Linked DNA regions of Mus musculus: regions 2 and 3 are each linked to region 1. A link is a loop called in an ENCODE intact Hi-C map of the cell type or tissue named here. Cell type or tissue: heart. All regions are shown on one strand. Links, peaks and the distances in the headings refer to the core of each region. The heading gives the core; the rest is flanking DNA.

Region 1 (7,526 bases), core at 1,157-6,156:
CTCTACTCTCTCCTTCTCTCTGTCTTTCTCTGCCTCTTAACTCTCCTCCCCATGCCCTGAATAAACTCTATTCTATACTATACCCTCATGTGGCTGGTCTCTCAGGGGGAAGGGATGCCTTGGCATGGGCTGGTGGGGCACCCCCTTGCCCCACACCTCACCACACCCCCATAGAACATGTCTCCTTATATTTCTTTATCTTTTTATGATCACAACATTGGGGACTTTGCAGAATGTCAGGGTCCTGTCCACCCCCCCTCCACCCCCTTTCCAGAGCCAGCCTGGCCTTCCTGGAGGCCATCAGTCCCAAGGGGAAGCACTCTGTCTTTGGGTGGAGACCCAGGCCAAGGTTCTGGGAGGCTGGCGGCCTCTGGCCAAAACATGAACTTGGCTGGTGAGGAAGTTTCCATCTTAGCTTTAGGAACTGGCCCAGGTTCAGCTGTTTGAAGGATGGACCCCCCACCGCCACCACCACTGCCGAGGGAACTCCTAGTGACCAGCCCAGGGGGGTTGGAGGTGGCTGGGAACTCAGTGTGTCCTCCATCCCCCTTGGCCATCTCATATGATTGTTAACTTCCCATGCACCATGCAGCATTGTGTGTTGAGATCAAAGAGATTGCTTAGCCTCAGTTTGGCCATCTGTAAAATGGTGGTTCCAGGCCCAGCCTTGGGCACCCCCTGTAGAACAGGATTATCCTCAGAGCTCCCTTTTAGCACGGGTTGGGTTTGGGGGCTAGTTGCTATGCAGTCAAGGATGACCTTGAACTCCTGATTCTCGGGGCATGTTCCCTGTGCTGGTTCTGAGGTGCTGGGGATGGAACCAGGGCTTCAGCGCTTCCAGTGAGGGCTCCACCCTTTGAGACCAGCAAAGGCTTTGTGCTCTGTAGCCCAGGCTGGCCTGGAAATCCCCATGCTCCTGCCTCCAGGGTTTCCAATATTGGGTTCTGGGACTTTGGGGTGACTGTCACGCTTAGTTTGGGAGACGCAGAGGGGCCTCCTGCATCACTTGACACACTCTAGTGGGGGTGGGGTGTCACGGGCAAACCGAGGCCAAGAAGGGACCCTAGCAGCCCGTGGGCGGCAGGAAGGAGCGAAGCTGCAGATCTAGGCTGGGATGGTAAAAACAGGACCGGAGCTGTTCCTCTGGGAGCCATCGACAGCACGGGGTCAGAGGTGGAGGCCGGGTCCCTGCCGCCTCCGAGGTCAGGAAGGTGGGAAACGCATCAGGCGGGCCACCTGGGCAGCGGCTCCTGCGGAAGGAGCTGGGGGGCCGGGGATGGGCGGGACCTAGCTCAGTGGGCGGGGCTGCGGGGCAGGCTTGCTCGCAGGCTGTGTTGCGCACGCGCACTCTTGCGGCGCCGCCAGCTGCTGTAACGCTGAGCTCTCCGCAACCCGCTTGGCCCTGGCTGCTCTAATCCCCCTGCTCCCGACCTGCAGCCCCGAGATAAGGACCCAGCTGCAGGCATAGATAAAGGAATCTGCCACACAAATCCGGGAGGCCAGGCGTGGGCACCCAGCCCAGGACTGCACCTGCTAGACCTAAGGAGGGGGGGGAGGGGCGGCCCAGAGGTGGGGGTGGGGGTACCCAGGTGAACACAGAACTGGAGACAGAAAAGGAGGGAGCCTAGCCTGTAAAGCCAGGCCATTTGGGAAGATGAGGCAGGGGCATTGCCGTGAGTTTGGGGTTGCCTTGGAATGGAAAGCGAGTCTTTGTCACAAAAGGACAAAAATGAGAGACAGGAAAGAGAATGTCAAGTATGGTGGCAGACACACTTTGAGAGGTGGAGGAAGGAGAATCAGGGATTCAAGGTCATTTCTGGCAATAGTGAGTTGGAGACTAGTCTGTGCTACCTGAGACCTTATCTTAAAAAAATAAAAATAAAATAAAACCGTTGAGGAAGAATAGAAGAGACACACAGAGAGGAATAGGGGAGGAGGCAGCAGTGGGGCCCTTCGGTCTTCCCTGCCCCCACTTGGTGCCCAGGTCTCCAGTGCTAGCAGGGCCACAGCCACCTGCCTCCCTCACTTCCTGGTGTCAGCTGAGATCAGGCTGGAGCTGTAGTTCCAGGGGGCTATCTGGATCCCTCAGTTCAGGGAGCCACAGACTCTCCCGGAGGCACGTTGCCAGGGGACTCGGGTGTGGAAACTGGCCGAGGAGGAAAGGGGGGGGGCTCTATTTTCCGTGTTAGGTGGAATGGTGTACCTGGAGGAGACTAGGACGGAAGGCTGGTTCTCAAAAGGGTACGGAGTAGGTCATCCTTGGACGCGGAAGGACTAGGGGTGGGGTAGGAGGAGAAATGGAGGCCCAGATGCTAGTCTGTGCTCAGGGTTGGAACCGGGCCTGGCGGACAGTAAACCCTCACTAGCTGCTGAGCTCCCCGTAAGGATCCAGCACCATTGTATTCACATCACCATGAATGCTGCACCTCATGGTTAACGGTCTGTACGGTTTCACAGTTATCAACTGCCAGGCTGTCACGCCTCCTGCGGGAAGCCAGCCTGGGTTGCCTTGCACAGAAGAGGACGGAGTTGCTTTGAGGAAGGGATCTTGTTTCTGTCGTTGCCCTTTGCAGCCCTGTTTCTTCCAAGAGCGTGTCCTTATCACAACCCAATTGTAGACGCTACAAAGGAGCCTCAGCCTTAAAATGCATTGTTATTCCCATCTTGCCCAGTAGGGACGGTAGAGAGCAATGGCGCAAACAGGGTGCTATTGTGGTCTAAGGCTAATTAATCGCTTTACCTCTCTGGGCCTGTTTCCCCTTATGTTATACAACCAGCAGAGTCTAGTTCGTGCGTTGCGGGACAGCCTGGGCTACAGGGTGAGACCCCCATCTCCATGAATTAAATAAATTTAAATACTGATTGGTTTGACTTGGCTTTGGTTGAGACATGTAGCTCAGGCTGGCCTCAAACACCAGGACTGCCAGGGCTATACAGAGAAACCCTGTCTCGACCCCCTCCCCCCCCCCCAAAAAAAAAAAAACCAAAACAAAAACAAAACACTACCTCCCGATCCACCCAAGTGCTGTTCTTACATGTTTAAGCACATTTTTATTAAAATAGTAATTGCAGGATCGGAGAAGTGCCTGATGTCAGGCTCAAGGGGCTGAGTTCAATCCCGGGACCGACATGGGGATGCAGGGACCCCCGCCCCCCATTGTCATATGACCTCCACATAAGGGTGACACACAGGAGACCCACACACACACAATAGATGAGTAAATGTCACTTTCAAAGTAACGCTGGCACACACCTTTAATCCCAGCACTTGGGAGGCAGAGGCAGGAGGATTTCTGAGTTTGAGGCTTGCCTGGGCTACATAGTGAGACGCTGTCTCAAAAAAAAAAAAAAAAAGAAAAAAGAAAAGAAAAGGCAGTACAATAAAAATAATTCAAATTGCCACGCGTTTATGGGCCACAGTGGCTCACGAAGGGCACTGTCAAAGGACAGCGTGTCCCCGTGAAGTCATTTGATCCTTCAAAGCTGTTGGTATTTTTTGTTTGTCTTCTGAGACACGGTTTCTCTGAGTAGCTCAGGCTGTTCTGGACCTCACTCTATAGACCAGGCTGGCCTCGAACTCATGATTCACCTGACTCGATCTCCCCAGTGCTGGGATTAAAGGCGTGCGCAACACCGCTCGGGCTGCGGTTTTTTATTATAAAATAACAGACTCGTTTGTAAAAGGGACAGAAGCAGAGTAGGTGAGTGTGAGCTGCACCCACACCCACACCCCCAGATTCACTTCCACGGATCAAGAGTGACCCACGGATGACCGACAAGAACCCCTCCGGGACCCTTGAGCACTTCCGTTTCCTGCGCAGCCTTGGCCCCCCCCCCCCCCGCCCCCACGGTCGTGCGCACGCGCGCCTTAGCAGCATTGCTGTAGTCTGAGCGTGCGCATTTCTTTCTGTAGGCTCCAGAGGACACGAGCGACCCGGAAGACTTTCCTGCCACACTCCAGAGCTGGTGTGAGGGGCATCGATGGCGGAGACGGCAGCGGAGAGCGGTGGTGGCGGTGACTCCGGGGTTGGCGCGTGCGAACGGGGGGTGGCGCCCATTAAAGCTCAGTGAGTCGCTGGCGCCCGTCAGCGAAGCTGATGTGGCCTTCCCGGCGTCCGTGGCGGGTGCGAGTGGTGCATGCTGGGAGGTGTGGCGGCATCCTGGAGAGCGGCATCCCGGAGGCGCCAAAGTCTTTACCTACCTTCTGCTGACACACGAGTGTAACATGTGTTGGTTGTCACAAGCCATGAGGCCGGCTGTGCACATAGGCAGCTTTGGGGAACCAGAAGCAGGGCCCGAGGTGCATGGTGGGGCTTGTAGTCTCCACGAGGGAAAAAAAAATGGCTCGCAGCGAAAGACCTGGGAAGGGTGGTAGCTTGAGTCTCGCTGCCAAGCATGCTGGGGTTTGTAGTTCCTTCGTAGCCTACCAAGGATATTGATATTTGTGTGTCGCAACCCTTAAGGCAATTCAGTTCTCAGAGCAGAGACACAAATGGCTCCTTCAAGTGTAAAACAGGTGTCCCCGTGGCACTGGGTGAAAACTGGCTGGTTCTAAGTAGGGAAAGCTTCCTGCAAGCAGGAGCACGTGAGCTTGGCATTAGCCCCCAAGCCCCTTTCCCTGTGCACATCGAGCCTCTCCCGCTCTGGCAGGTACCGCACAACCAAAGAACGGTTCCACGAATATCTGGATGGAGACAAGCAGGAGGGTGCATGCCAGGAAGTGCCCACAGGAGACCCAGCTGAGCCAGGGGCCAAAAGAATTCGCCTGGAAGATGGGCAGGAAAATGGGAAGACAGAGGTGGCAATTGAATCCCGTGAAAGGCAGGTGCCCAAGAGGGCCCGTGGCCAAAACAAAAGCCGGCCCCATGTGAAGCCAGCACACTACGACAAGGACAGGCTCTGCCCGTCCTTCCTCCAGGTGAGGGGTGGCTCTACAGGCTTGGCTTAAAGTCTGAAGATGCTGTGCTGTGACAAATATATATGACCCTTGACCTACAGGGACTCGACCTAGTAGTGCCTTGCCTTGGCCCCTGGTGCTGCCTTCAAAGTCATTGACCCTCAGCCTATCTACACATCACACTTGAATTTATTTATTTTTGGTTTTTTTGAGACAGGGTTTCTCTGTGTAGCCCTGGCTGACCTGGAACTCACTCTGTAAACTAGGCTGGTCCTGAACTCAGAGAGCACTCCCAAGTTCTGGGATTAAAGATGTGCTCAGCTATTTCAATTTACCTTTTTTTTTTAAAAAGATTTATTTATTTATTTATTTATTTATTTATTTATTTATTTATTATATGTAAGTACACTGTAGCTGTCCTCAGACACTCCAGAAGAGGGAGTCAGATCTCGTTACAGATGGTTGTGAGCCACCATGTGGTTGCTGGGATTTGAACTCCTGACCTTTGAAAGAGCAGTCGGGTGCTCTTACCCACTGAGCCATCTCACCAGCCTCCCTTTTTTTTTTTTTAAAGATTTATTTATTTTATGTATATGAGTCCACTGTAGCTGTCCTCAGACACACCAGAAGAGAGCATCGCACCCGTTACAGATGGTTGTGAGCCACCATGTGGTTGCTGGGAATTGAACTCAGGACCTCTGGAAGAACAGTCAGTGCTCTTAACCTCTGAGCCATCTCTCTAGCCCCCTTAATTTACCTTTTAAAGAGGGTCTTGTATGTCCTGGAGCTGGAGTTTCAGGTGGTTGTGAGCTGGGAAATCAAATCCAGATGGTGTGCAAGAGCAGCTGGGGTTCTTGACCTCGGACCTGTCACTCCAGCTTGACACTGTTCCAGCTTTAGGTGAAACAGGCACACTGGGGACACTCCCCCAGGACTTGCAGATGGAAGAATCAGCACTTGGCCCACCCTGGCCACTCAGTCCTCTCCTGGTCCTTTCATGTCCCTCACAGGAGCCGGCCACCCCATGTGCATTTGGAGACCGTTGCCGCTTCCTGCACGATGTGGGGCGCTACCTGGAGACCAAACCGGCAGACCTGGGCCCCCGCTGCGTGCTCTTCGAAACCTTTGGCCGGTGCCCTTTCAGCATGACCTGTCGCTTTGCTGGAGCACACCTGGGGCCTGAGGGGCAGAACCTGGTGCAGGAAGAGGTGGTGGCCCGCTGTGCACAGCTCCCTTCAGTGCGGAATGGCTTAGACAGGGCCCTGCAGCAGCAGCTGCGGAAGCGCCAAGTGTGCTTTGAGCGAGCTGAGCAGGCCCTGAACCGCCTCACCCAGAGCCCCATGCCCACTGTTGTCCCTGAGACCACTGTGGCCATGGCGACCCCAAAGCAGAATAGCTGCCATGCCCAGCTAGATACCGTAGGAGGGGCTGGCACCCCGCAGAGCAGCCCTGTGCCAACCTGTGGCCCCTTGACAGACGAGGACGTGATCCGGCTGCGGCCCTGTGAGAAGAAGCGGGTAAGGTGCAGGCATGGGAACTGGATTCCTGCATTGTCCACAGTCCTGTCTTAGCAGCAAGAGCCTGAACTGCCCCAGAGGATCAGGGCTAAGGGAGAAAAGGGTACGATGGAAGGCTCCTGAAGGGCAGGCACCGAGACAGGGTTTCAGAGCTTGAATAGGAGCTCTCCAGACAGAAGGCCAGTCATTGGCGAGCTTTCCCCTTAAGACAAGTGAACTTGGTGTGTACAGTGGCCAGCAGCAGAGGGAGGACGCTGGGGGACGGGGGGTGGGGAGGAGTGTGGGAGGGGGACGGGGACGTGTTAGTGGGGGAAGGAGGCCTGATGTGTTCATTTCCCTTCCAGCTAGACATCAGCGGAAAGCTGTATCTGGCTCCTTTAACCACGGTAGGAGGTGGCTGGGGGTGGGCGGCCCAGTGGTCCCTGGGGCATTACTCATCCAGCGTGCCTGCTTTCCTGACCTCTGAGGACTGACCATGTCCCTGTCCCGGTCAGTGTGGAAACCTACCCTTTCGCCGCATTTGCAAGCGCTTTGGCGCGGATGTGACCTGCGGTGAGATGGCCGTGTGTACGAACCTGCTCCAGGGACAGATGTCTGAGTGGGCTTTGCTCAAGCGCCACCCCTGTGAGGACATCTTTGGGGTGCAGGTCAGTGTTTGCCCTGGAGGAGGTTGCCATGTTGGGGACGTGCTGTGGCCGTGTGTGGGACTGCCAGTCACTGAGCAGATTCCGCCTGCCTGGTGCAGCTGGAGGGCGCGTTCCCTGACACCATGACCAAATGTGCCGAGCTCCTCAACCGCACCATTGACGTGGACTTCGTGGACATCAACGTGGGCTGCCCCATCGACCTCGTCTACAAGAAGGTGATGGCTGCTCTACCCTGGAGCCTGGGCTGGGTGTGGCCCAAGCCCGGGACCCTGCCCTGCTGGCCCTGTGTCTCAGTTTCCCCATCTGGACACGGAGCACACTGAGTTGGGCGGCAGGCAGTTCAGCTGTATGTGGGTGCCTACAGGGAGTGTGTGTGTGTCTTGGAGTTCACCAGGGTCTCTGTGTCCCACAGGGTGGTGGCTGTGCACTCATGAATCGCTCCGCCAAGTTCCAACAGATTGTGCG
Region 2 (5,000 bases), core at 1-5,000, 140 kb before region 1:
GTATACCACTGGGGTGGGCTTTGAGGTTTCTCTCTGCCTTCAAGCTGTGGATCAGATGCAAGCTCTCAGCAACTACTCCAGTGCCATGTCTGCCTGCCACTGCACTCCCCACTTTGATGTTCTTAAACTATAAACAAGCCCCAAGTAAAAACTTTTATTTTAAAAGTTGCCTTGGTCATAGTGTCTCCTCACAGCAACTCATGCTGGCCTTGGATAACCCTGAATTCCTGATCGGAAGATTCCTCCTTCTACCCTCTGAGCATTCGGATGACAGGTGTTTGACTCTACATCCGGTCTGTGTGAGCCTCGTGCATGATAAGCAAACAGTCTACACAGAACCCTAACCAGCCTGCAGAGCCAAAGACAGCACATGAGTCTGATGGCTGTAGACCAAAAGCTGAGTTTTGCACCAAAAAACAAAAAAAAAATAAAAAAACAACTATTCACTAGCTCCCAGGTAAGTGTTCTGTGATGGGTCTCAGCATCTTTTTCTCCCTGACTCTGGTCATTTTATGAGGTGATACCAACAGGAAAGCACACACCACTGTCTCAACACCACACCCTTGACAGCTAGCTCCCAATGGCACATTGGGTTCACTTGGAAGAAGCATCTCTTTGTTCTTGCCCCAGCACACATTTGTCTCCACAGTAGGGTTAAGGAACCAGGTGTGGGCAGCCCTGGTCTGAGAAGCCCTGAGAATAAAGAGGATACAGAATGGGCCTCCAGAGCAGTTCTACACTACTAGAGCCTGCCAGGCATAACAAGTCCTATGAGCATCACGGTATGAGGAAACCCCCTCCAAGCAGCAAACAGCAGAGACTTATAACTCAGTCACTCAGGACCAGATGAGGCACTTCTTACCCAAAAGCTAAAGAGATGGAAGATCTGGAGCTAAAGCCAACTTCAACTACACAGCAACTAGAAGGGCAGCCTGAGCTACATGAGATCCTGCCTCAACCAAAACCAAAATAGCCTTTACATACAGTTTGTGTGAGTTCCACAAGAGTTCTCTGATTCCAAGACAGGAACTGCTATTATGTCCATTTCCCAGGTGAGGAAAACTAAGGCCCTGGGGAGCAACTTGTAGATAGGTGATGATGCCGTGTTACCCTACAGAAGTTATCTGGCAAATGTGTGTGTCCTTCTACCAGACAGACAACGTGAGATGGGCCTTGGAAGCATGGGAGTGGAGGTAGGTGGAGGAGCTCGCTTTAACCCTCCCCACATCTGTGCTGATACACTTCCCTTCAAGGGTTGGCAGGGCAAAGAGAATGGAGGGGGCCTGCGGGTGATGTGGCTGTGACTCACTGTATGACCTTGCTAGTAGGTTAACTGATAACCACTGCTCTCTGTGAACTCAAGACATAGGGGAATAGATGGCAGATTGAAAATTCCCCTTTAAAAGTCTCTGCTTTCTGTTGATTTCATCATCCTGTTCTCCCTCCCTCTTCATGGCCAGCTAATTTGAAAGGATCAGATGGGATCAGCTTCCTGCAGTGGAATTTTCCTCCCTTAGTTAAAAGGCTGTTTGAAGTTTCTTTCTTTTTAGGGGTAAATACCAGGAAGATGTCAGGGACAGTGTCAGGGAAAAAAAAAAAATCCTGTCCCTTTTTTTTTTTTGGTAAACCACTCAGACTCCAGTAATTCCGGCCTTTCTCCTACTCCTACAATGTAATACCTAAAGCCTGTAACTTTGTATCCCCACAACTATGCCCGATACATTACGCGGGTAATTAAGGGTGTGAAAAAGGAGAATGTCTCAAGACAAAAGATACATAAGGCTGTCTCAATGAATAAACTCTACACCATTGAACAAGGCTGAGAAGGCGTTACAAAACTTTCACCAGGATGGAAGCGAAATAACTATACTCTGTTGCTAGTCGGCCTGGGATTTCTACACTCACTATCTCGGGTCCTGAAGGACCAGAAAAAGGGAAGAATTTGTGTCCAAGTGAGCCACCAAGGACTGTGGTATCCTCTTGCCTCAGAGTGGTGCGATGACAAGCAGGAGTGCGGTTCCAAAAGTTTCTTAGACGCGAGGGAGCTGAGAGACCACTCGGTCCCGCTAGCAGAGCAGGGGAGCGGGGGCTCTGGTTACCTCCACGATCTTGATAAAGCGCGGGAACACAGGGTTGCGGGTGATGGCGATGAGCGGCAGGTGAGGAAACACATCCGGGACGGTCATGGGCGCGAGCGCTGTGACGACCGGGCCTTCCCCGGTGCTCGCCGTGGCCCCGTCCTCCGCACCGCCCTCGGAGGTCTCGTCGCTGCCACCGCGGTTGCCCGAGTCCCACAGCCCCCGCCACTGGACCCCGCCGGGAAGAACGCGGCCGCCCCAGGGAGCTGACATGTCGCAGGCCCGACATCCTCGGCGCAGCCACGACCCGGACGCGCTCGGGACCCGGCCTCCGGTGACAGCCAGCAGCGGCCGCCGCAGAACCCAGCACCGCGCAGCGGCCCAGAGCCGCACGTAGCCTGTGCTCGCCGCCATGGAACAGCCATACTGACGGCGCACCGCACTTACGTCATCTCTGCTCGCCCCCCGTTTGCGCACGTGATGACGCTCGCGTGCTTCGGGCTGGAGAGGCGGAGCTTGAATAAGGTGAGTGAGTGGGCGTGGTCAGAGGGAGACTGGGTTTGGGGATGGGAGGGCGGAGTAGGGGCGTGGTTCAAGGCTCAGAGCGGGGCTTGGAGTTGGACGGCAAGGGGGCGTGGCCCGATGAAGGATGTTCTAGAGAGGACTTTGAGGATCTGGATGAAAAAGTGAGAGGTGTAGTAAGCTTGAGGAAACATGACGGAGAAAGCAGGACTGGTGTGTGGTCCGAATGGGGGGCGCTCCACCAGGCAGGGATTGGAGGAACTGGAATCAGGGATATGGCCGAAGGCGGGCTCAAAGGTCGGGGCTTGACATAGGGGCGTGGCCAGAGCGGTGACTCCAGACTGGAGCTTGTGCGGAGGGGGCGGGGGGCATCGCTCTAGGAAGGGGGCCTGGAAGAAGCGTGGCCCCTCCCAGTTCCTACAACTACTGGTTTGTCCTGTCCAAGCTGTACCTTAGTACTGCGTTCTGTTTTTCTACTGCCATCAAAAAGGTTTTACAGGGTAAATTCTGTGTTCTGAAGGCATCGGAAGAAAAGTACAGCGCACCCCTCCTTTAACTTTAGTCTTTTCAGCGTTCTTTGTTGATACACAACAACAGGTTTTACTACATCTCCCTACGCAGTTGGTGGCATCTTCACTCCACACTGGAGGAGGCGTGCTTGGAGGGCTTTTGCCTCTCGTATAGTATGCATGCTAAAGGCCGTGCGCAGGTGCGCCTGCTCAGCGTTGCCTTTGTTGTCAGTGGTCCGTGAGGCACTTACCAAAACACTGAAGCTTCCAGGACACGTCCCAAGAGACCCGTGTGCATGCTCCGGCTCCACAAAGCAGGGAGTGGATTGATGCATGCCCAAAGCTCTGCTTCCACACCCACGTGTGCTCATGCTAGTGCTGTGGTGACCTCCTTGAAGTTTGGGCATGCTTTGGATTTTGACTTATGGATCTGGGAACCTGGGTGTAATTTTCAGGTTTGAAATGTGCGAGCTCTGCTTCCATATTGCGCATGCCCACTCCTTCCAGTTTCCTCTGCGTAGACCTAACCGGGCTTTTGTCCGACACGTCCAAAAGGTCCTGCTAGTGGCCTTCTTACCTGGTGCGCGTGCCCAGACAAGAGGCGGGTAGGAGAGAAGCGGCCTAACCTCACGCATGCTCAGACACTTTCTCAAGCTTGGCGGTTGAAGAGCAGTGTTAGCTGTGGAGAACCAGGCAAGATGCTGGTGTTGATGCTAGCAGCAGCAGTGGCCACCATGGTCAGGGCTCACACACTGTGCCGGTACAACTGCCTAACTGGGTTGGATTGCTGCTGGGAGGTTTTTTTTTTTTTTAAATGATATTTCAATTTTATTTTTTTTATTTATATGAATACACTGTAGCTGTCTTCAGACGCACCAGAAGAGGCCATTAAATCCCATTACAGATGGTTGTGAGCCACCATGTGGTTGCTGGGAATTGAACTCAGGACCACTGGAAGAGCAGTCAGTGCTCTTAACCACTGAGCCATCTCTCCAGCCCTGCTGGGAGGTTTATGACAGGAGGAATGGGGCTGGTTCTTGTTGGAGCCCAGGCATACCCTCCAGCCCAATTGTAGAAATCAAATTTGGCATATCTCTCCCAAGCAAATCACTAAAATCCATTTCTGGGTGTGGAGCCAGGGCTTTGGACATGCGTCAAACCTAAGTTCCTTGTGCAGTCTGCAATCTGTCCCACCATCCATCCCTACCTGGCTCAGCAGCAGTGCCATGGGCTGTTGAGGCTGAGTGCATGTTGGGAAGTATGCTGTGCTTAGTGCCATGGTGAGCAGTGTCTCTGATCGCTAACATGCAAGTATGTCTCTGTATGCCCTCCTCCTTCCCACTTTTCTCCCCGGAGGTCACCAGCCTGAGGGGACAAAAGGGGCAGAGGTGGAGAGGAGGGTTCAGACAGCCATGAATATGGACAAAATGATCTCTGGAGACTACTGCAGTGGGATGTCTGCTGTATTCTTCCAGGGATGAGAGCGTATTTAAGGGCTTTTTGGTTTGGTTTTGGGGGTTTTTTTGGTTGGTTGGTTGGTTGGTTGGTTGGTTTTGGTTTTTTCAAGACAGGGTTTCTCTTTATAGCCCTGGCTGTCCTGGAACTCACTTTGTAGACCAGGCTAGCCTCGAACTCAGAAATCCGCCTGCCTCTGCCTCCCGAGTGCTGGGATTAAAGGCGTGTGCCACGCCCGGCTTTAAGGGCTTTTTTGAGGGGTACAGGTGGAAAGGGCCAATGGGTCATGTGGGTGGGAAGCCAGAACAGGCTGTGTGTGCTGAGTTCTGCAGCTGGTCACTTTTCAGAGGCCAGCCACCTGTGTTTAAGGACACTGTCCAAACAAAGACAGGAAGAGACAGGGAAGCCCTGCTGAGAAAGGAAAAGTCTCCCACTT
Region 3 (5,000 bases), core at 1-5,000, 150 kb before region 1:
AGTTCAGATCCTAGCACCCATGATGGAGAGCTCACAACAGACAGTGCCAGTGTGTATATACAAGCACACCCACACAAGCACTAAGTTAAGAAAATGCCTCCGTCAGATTGGACTGTGGGACACTTTCTTGATTGATGACTATGGGTAGGTGGTCCTGGGTGTTATTAGAAAGCAGGCTGAGCAAACCATGGAGAACAAGCCTATAAACTAATTTTCCATGGCCTCTACTTCAGTCCTGCCTCCAGATTCCTGCCCTAACTTCCCTTAGTGATGGAGAATGACCTGAGAGTAACAAGCTGAAATAAACCCTTTCCTATCCAAGCTACTTCTGGTCATGGTTTTTATCACACAAAATTTTTAAAAGTTAAAACAAAAAACTAAAACTAAAATCTTTCTGGGCTCCAAACATTACATCTGGAACATAGAGATCCCTGTTAGCCAGGACTCTGCCCATAAAGCAAAGGCTCTACATCCCCCCCCCACCAGAAAACCGGCTGGGGACCATTCCCAAGTCCTTTATTGGGCCAGCAATGCTGGAAGCTGCCCTCAGAGTGAGGTCCCCACTGGGATGTCTCTGCCATCCTGGTCTTGACCCCCATAATGCTGGGGCAGGTGGCATCCATTACTTGCTGTGTTCCTTGAGGTACTCCCAGCCCTCCTTGGAGTATTCTCGGGCCTTGGAGGGGGCCACCGACAAGGCTGACATGACTGAGATGATGCCTGCAGAGACAGCACACAGGTGCCATAAGGTCCCCACCTTGCCAGAGCCACTCAGCCAGCCAACCCCTGGGGAGTGCAAGAGCAGTACATGGAGGAGGAATGGGACTAGCCTTTCCTGATGGACAAGTTCCAGTGTGGATCTAAACCACAACCCCTTCCCTATGCTCTGTTTTAAAAGGTTTCATCTCACTAATATATTCCAAGGTTATCCTCAAACTCTCAGTCCTTCTGCCTCAGCTCTTCCCAGTGCTGAGATTATAGGTGTGTATAACAATATCCAGCTTTTCTTTGTGGAGACAAGGTCTCATATATCCCATATGGCCTGGAATTCCCTATGTAGTCAAAGATGACCCTGAAATCCTTCATTCTCTTGCCTGCACTGAGTGCTGAGATGACAGACCTACAAACACCATGCCTGATTTATGGGGTGCTGACGACAGGACCCAGAGCTTTATGCATGCTAGGAAAGATCTTTACCACTGATCTACAACCCCAACCCCTTAGGGTTTTTTTAAGTATTTTGTTTTTCCTATTTTTGAGAAAGGATGTCCCTGTGTAGTCCTGGCTATAGATCAAGCTGGCCTTGAAACTACAATTTTCCTGCCTCGGCCTCCCAAATACTAAAGTCACAATCATGGGCCACCATACCCAGTCCTTTCTACTTAGTTCCATAGGTGATATACAGGCACACAAACAGGAAAACATGGAGGAGTAGAAAGGGTCAATGAGGTAAACAGGGCTGGGAGAGAGGCTGGGGTGCCCAGGCATCCCCCCAAGCAGGGGCATAGGGGCCTACCTGAGTTCCAGGAATCACGGAAGTTTGGAAATTTAATCTTTGGAGGGGTTGGGAGCTGGGAAGAAAGAGGAACACGGGCTGACACGGGAAACAGGTCACAGCCTTGTCTCCCAAACCCAGAAACACAAAACTCCACCAAGCAGGGGTGGAGGAGGCCCCAAGGACACCCAGAAGCAACCTGTAGGCCACCCACTCCCAGCCAAGGTACCTGTGGCATCTCCAGACCTGTCTGCTGGCACACATATTGGCTGAACTGGTACATTGCTGGTGGCACAACCTCCTCGGCCTTCCGCAGGGCAGCCTCACTCTTGTCACTAGGCCCCAGCAGCTCCTGGTCATAAACAAGGTAGACTGCTCCTCCAGCCACACTTCCCTTAATGAGGAACCTTCAGGAATACATGAAGGGAGACGCTGTGGGGGGCAGGATCTCAGAGATCAGACAGTTGATCATTTTTTGTTGTTGTTGTTTTGTTTTTCGAGACAGGGTTTCTGTGTAGCCCTGGCTGTCCTGGAACTCACTCTGTAGACCTGGCTGGCCTCGAACTCAGAAATCCGACTGCCTCTGCCTCCTAAGTGCTGGGATTAAAGGCGTGTGCCACCACTCCCGGCCAGTTGATCATTTCATTTGCCTTTGTGACACGACTTTTAGCAGTAAACGGAGTCTTAAAGAGAGACAGGGTGGGTCATTCGAAACCCTGCAAAGGATAATGGACACTCAAGATCCCTGGTACAAAACCTTCCAGGGTGTCTGGCGGAGCTTCCCCGCAAGTTACTCAAGTCAGCTACGGAGGGAGATGGGCAGGATTGCCTACGCATCTGAATTGCACCTAAGAGTAAATTGAAGCAGTAGGGTGATAAGGGCTGGCTGAAGCCAGTTTCCCTACACAGACCGTGAGAAAGGTCCGTAACAACCGGAAGTGAGCCGTCGCAGGACCCTAAGCCACGAGGCAGAGATGCCTACAGCCCCGAACTTTCTCAGGGCCTCCACGATTGTCCACGCACCTCATTAGCGACCACACTCGAGCCACCATGGTTAGTCTCTCGCTTCACTCGCCGCGCAAGGACAAGTAATTCGCCCGCCGCTTCCGGTTGGTGTCGCTGCTGAGACTCCTGGGAAATGTAGTGGTCGCTGTCAGCCGCAATGGAGTTAGACTCTTGTAGGTCGAGGTCCGTGGCTGCCGCAATTCTTTCTGGGAAATGTATTAGTTAGGCGGAAGACCAAAGAAGGGCTAGGCCGCGAAGGCTCCTGGGAAATGTAGTCTGGAGGCACGACAGAGACGAGCCCTCGGAAGACACTGGTCGGATTCCCCGCGCCCGCGCGGAGAATTGAGTGTCCCCCAGGTGAAGCAAGCCTAAGTGATGGTTACCACGGCAACGCGAGGGCTGGATTGTTCCAGAGAAGCAGGCCTTTGGTTCACGTGAGCGGTTAGGGGTGTGGCTCTAACCTAGGAAGCTTGGAGAGGCTACAGATGGCCTGTGAGATGGACGCTTGCCAAGGTTGTTGACTTGCCAAGGCCAAGGCGCTGGAGGATCCCTGCCGGGTAGAAGTCTTGGGGTCATGTGAGAACGGGTTGGCGGTGGGTGGTCCGGAGTACAAGGAGCCACACTGGGGTGCGAAGTGCCGCAGGAGGGGTTAGCGGCCAAGTGGACATCATGTAGATCCCTGTTCGGTTGCAAGGTGAGCTTGAGCAGATGTGCACCATGGATGCATGGATGCCTTGTAATTGTCTATGGAGACCTATTGTCCTAATTACTTCTCAGTTGTCCTGACAAAGCACCATGGCCAAGGCAACTCAATAGAAGGAAAAGTTTTCTGCTTCCAGTTTCAGAGGACCATGACCATCGTAACGCGGAGCATGACAGCAGGCAAACCGGGATGGCGCTGGAGCAGCAGCTGAGAGCTTACATTGTGGCTCATAAGCTGAAAGAGACTACAGGGTATTGTGTGGGCTTTTGAAACCTTAAAGTCCACACCACTGTCACCCCTGCCCCAAGAAAACTTATCTCCTAATCCTTGCCAAACAGTTCTACCAAATGGGGACCAAGCATTCAAATACATGAAACTGTAGGGGTCATTCCGATTCAACCATACACAAGACCCCCCCCACACACAACTTTATTTCTTTATTACTTATTTTTGTGTTGGGTTTGGTTTGGTTTGCCTTTGGTTGGTTATTGTTTGCTTGCTTGTTTTGAGGCAAGGTTTGTCTAACAGTCCTGGCTGTCCTGGAACTCACTTTGTGGCCCAGGCTGGCCTCGAACTCACAGCTCTGCCTGCATCTGCCTCTTAAGTGTTGGTATTAAAGTGTGTTCCACCATCACCCAGCTTTGTGGGTTTTTTTCTTTTTTAGACGGGGTCTTATTCTTTGTACGTGATTGGTCTGGAACTCATATGGACCAAAGCTGAATTCTCCTGCCTGGGCCTCCTCATTCCTGCTTTTACAGACATGTCCAGTGTCTATGGTGACATTTTCTCCTTTTCACCCAGAACTAAAATAAACCAACCCTCATGACTAAGAATGGGTGAGAGGAGCCTAGAACATGGCAAGGTAGCATGTGGCATTGCCAGTAGCGCTTAGACAGTGTATCTTTGGACCTAAGATTTGAAAGAAGTAAGTTTTAGGGAAGAGCGTCCAAGCAAGAACTCAGCCAGTGCACAGGCCCAGGACCTGGGACAAAGCTGAGCAGACTGGGCAGTTTGGACTGGCTCCTGGAGGACCCTTTAAGGGGCCCAGGGCTTTGTTTTCCCCCCACTCCCAGAATGACCAGAGTGAGTGGTCTGAGGAAGAAGGAAGGATGTTGGCAGCAGGACATCTTCATTATGTCCCACTAAGGCTCACACACGGAAGGCGAGCCTCCCTGTGTGTGGGTGCAGGGCTGGGATGGGGGTAGGAAGTGAGTGTGAGTGGGAGGGAAGAATGGGAGAACTTGAGAGCACTTTCTTCATCCAACTTCCTTATAACTTGTTCCAGACCTGAGGCTGTTTCTTCCCTGGCTAAATGTCAACAGGAATATACCTTTCAGTGTGTGCTTGTTAACAGAAACTGCAGTGATAGAGATACAGCAAAATACTCTGTGTACCTGCAAATATAGGGGGACATTGGAGGATGGCGCCCTGGGCATCAAGAAATACCTACTCCCCATGGGCCAGAGGCTTGCCTCTTGGATACTAGGCCCCGCCCTTGCCCTTCTTGGTCTCTGCCCTCAGCTCCCACTCAAGTTTAGCCTCCCTCCTGCATTCAAGTCCAGCCCCTGCTGTGTTCTACCACCCCACCCCACCCCCACCTTGGTTTGGACAGCAGGTCCTGCTCATTTCCCCTCCCTCTTGCGTAAAAGACCCCGCCCCTGCCCAGATTGGCTCCGCCCCCTCTCCTCCATTCCCTCTTTCTGTCTTAAGCTCCGCCCCTGCCCAGCTTTGCCTCGCCCCGGCTCCTGCTCAAGTTTCCTCTCCCTCCTGTGTTCTAGGACCTATTCCTACCTTCTT

The links. Peaks named below come from ENCODE experiments on the same cell type or tissue, not always from the same donor. Only the 100,000 strongest peaks of a DNase experiment are listed, where the experiment ranks them.
Region 2: a loop joins it to region 1, with 2.8 times the contacts of the local background. A loop is called at or near these places in 7 of 42 quality-filtered maps.
Region 3: a loop joins it to region 1, with 2.6 times the contacts of the local background. A loop is called at or near these places in 7 of 42 quality-filtered maps.

Annotation. Positions count from the first base shown.
Region 1 is chr17:56,760,875-56,768,400 of GRCm38, forward strand. Dus3l (dihydrouridine synthase 3-like (S. cerevisiae)) reads left to right here and starts at 3,877. Exons shown (of 13, transcript NM_144858.2): 1 at 3,877-4,067; 2 at 4,651-4,918; 3 at 5,908-6,414; 4 at 6,759-6,800; 5 at 6,909-7,061; 6 at 7,160-7,276; 7 at 7,474-7,526. The coding sequence starts at 3,982. In heart, for the core only: no CTCF peak of the experiment used is centred there; DNase peaks (open chromatin) are centred at 1,337, 2,437, 4,057, 4,137 and 5 weaker places; H3K4me3 peaks cover 3,162 bases; H3K27ac peaks cover 3,431 bases.
Region 2 is chr17:56,624,382-56,629,381 of GRCm38, forward strand. It overlaps Lonp1 (lon peptidase 1, mitochondrial), which reads right to left and starts at 2,522. Exons shown (of 18, transcript NM_028782.2): 1 at 2,100-2,522. The coding sequence starts at 2,492. Catsperd (cation channel sperm associated auxiliary subunit delta) reads left to right here and starts at 3,762. Exons shown (of 22, transcript NM_175350.3): 1 at 3,762-3,869. The coding sequence starts at 3,808. In heart, for the core only: no CTCF peak of the experiment used is centred there; DNase peaks (open chromatin) are centred at 2,610 and 3,670; H3K4me3 peaks cover 2,903 bases; H3K27ac peaks cover 2,201 bases; H3K27me3 peaks cover 535 bases.
Region 3 is chr17:56,607,122-56,612,121 of GRCm38, forward strand. It overlaps Micos13 (mitochondrial contact site and cristae organizing system subunit 13), which reads right to left and starts at 2,650. Exons shown (of 4, transcript NM_153152.4): 1 at 2,519-2,650; 2 at 1,725-1,902; 3 at 1,517-1,571; 4 at 331-720. The coding sequence starts at 2,547. The coding sequence ends at 623. It also overlaps a transcript of Rpl36 not described here. In heart, for the core only: a CTCF peak has its summit at 2,605; DNase peaks (open chromatin) are centred at 600, 1,680, 2,710 and 4,890; H3K4me3 peaks cover 2,726 bases; H3K27ac peaks cover 2,731 bases.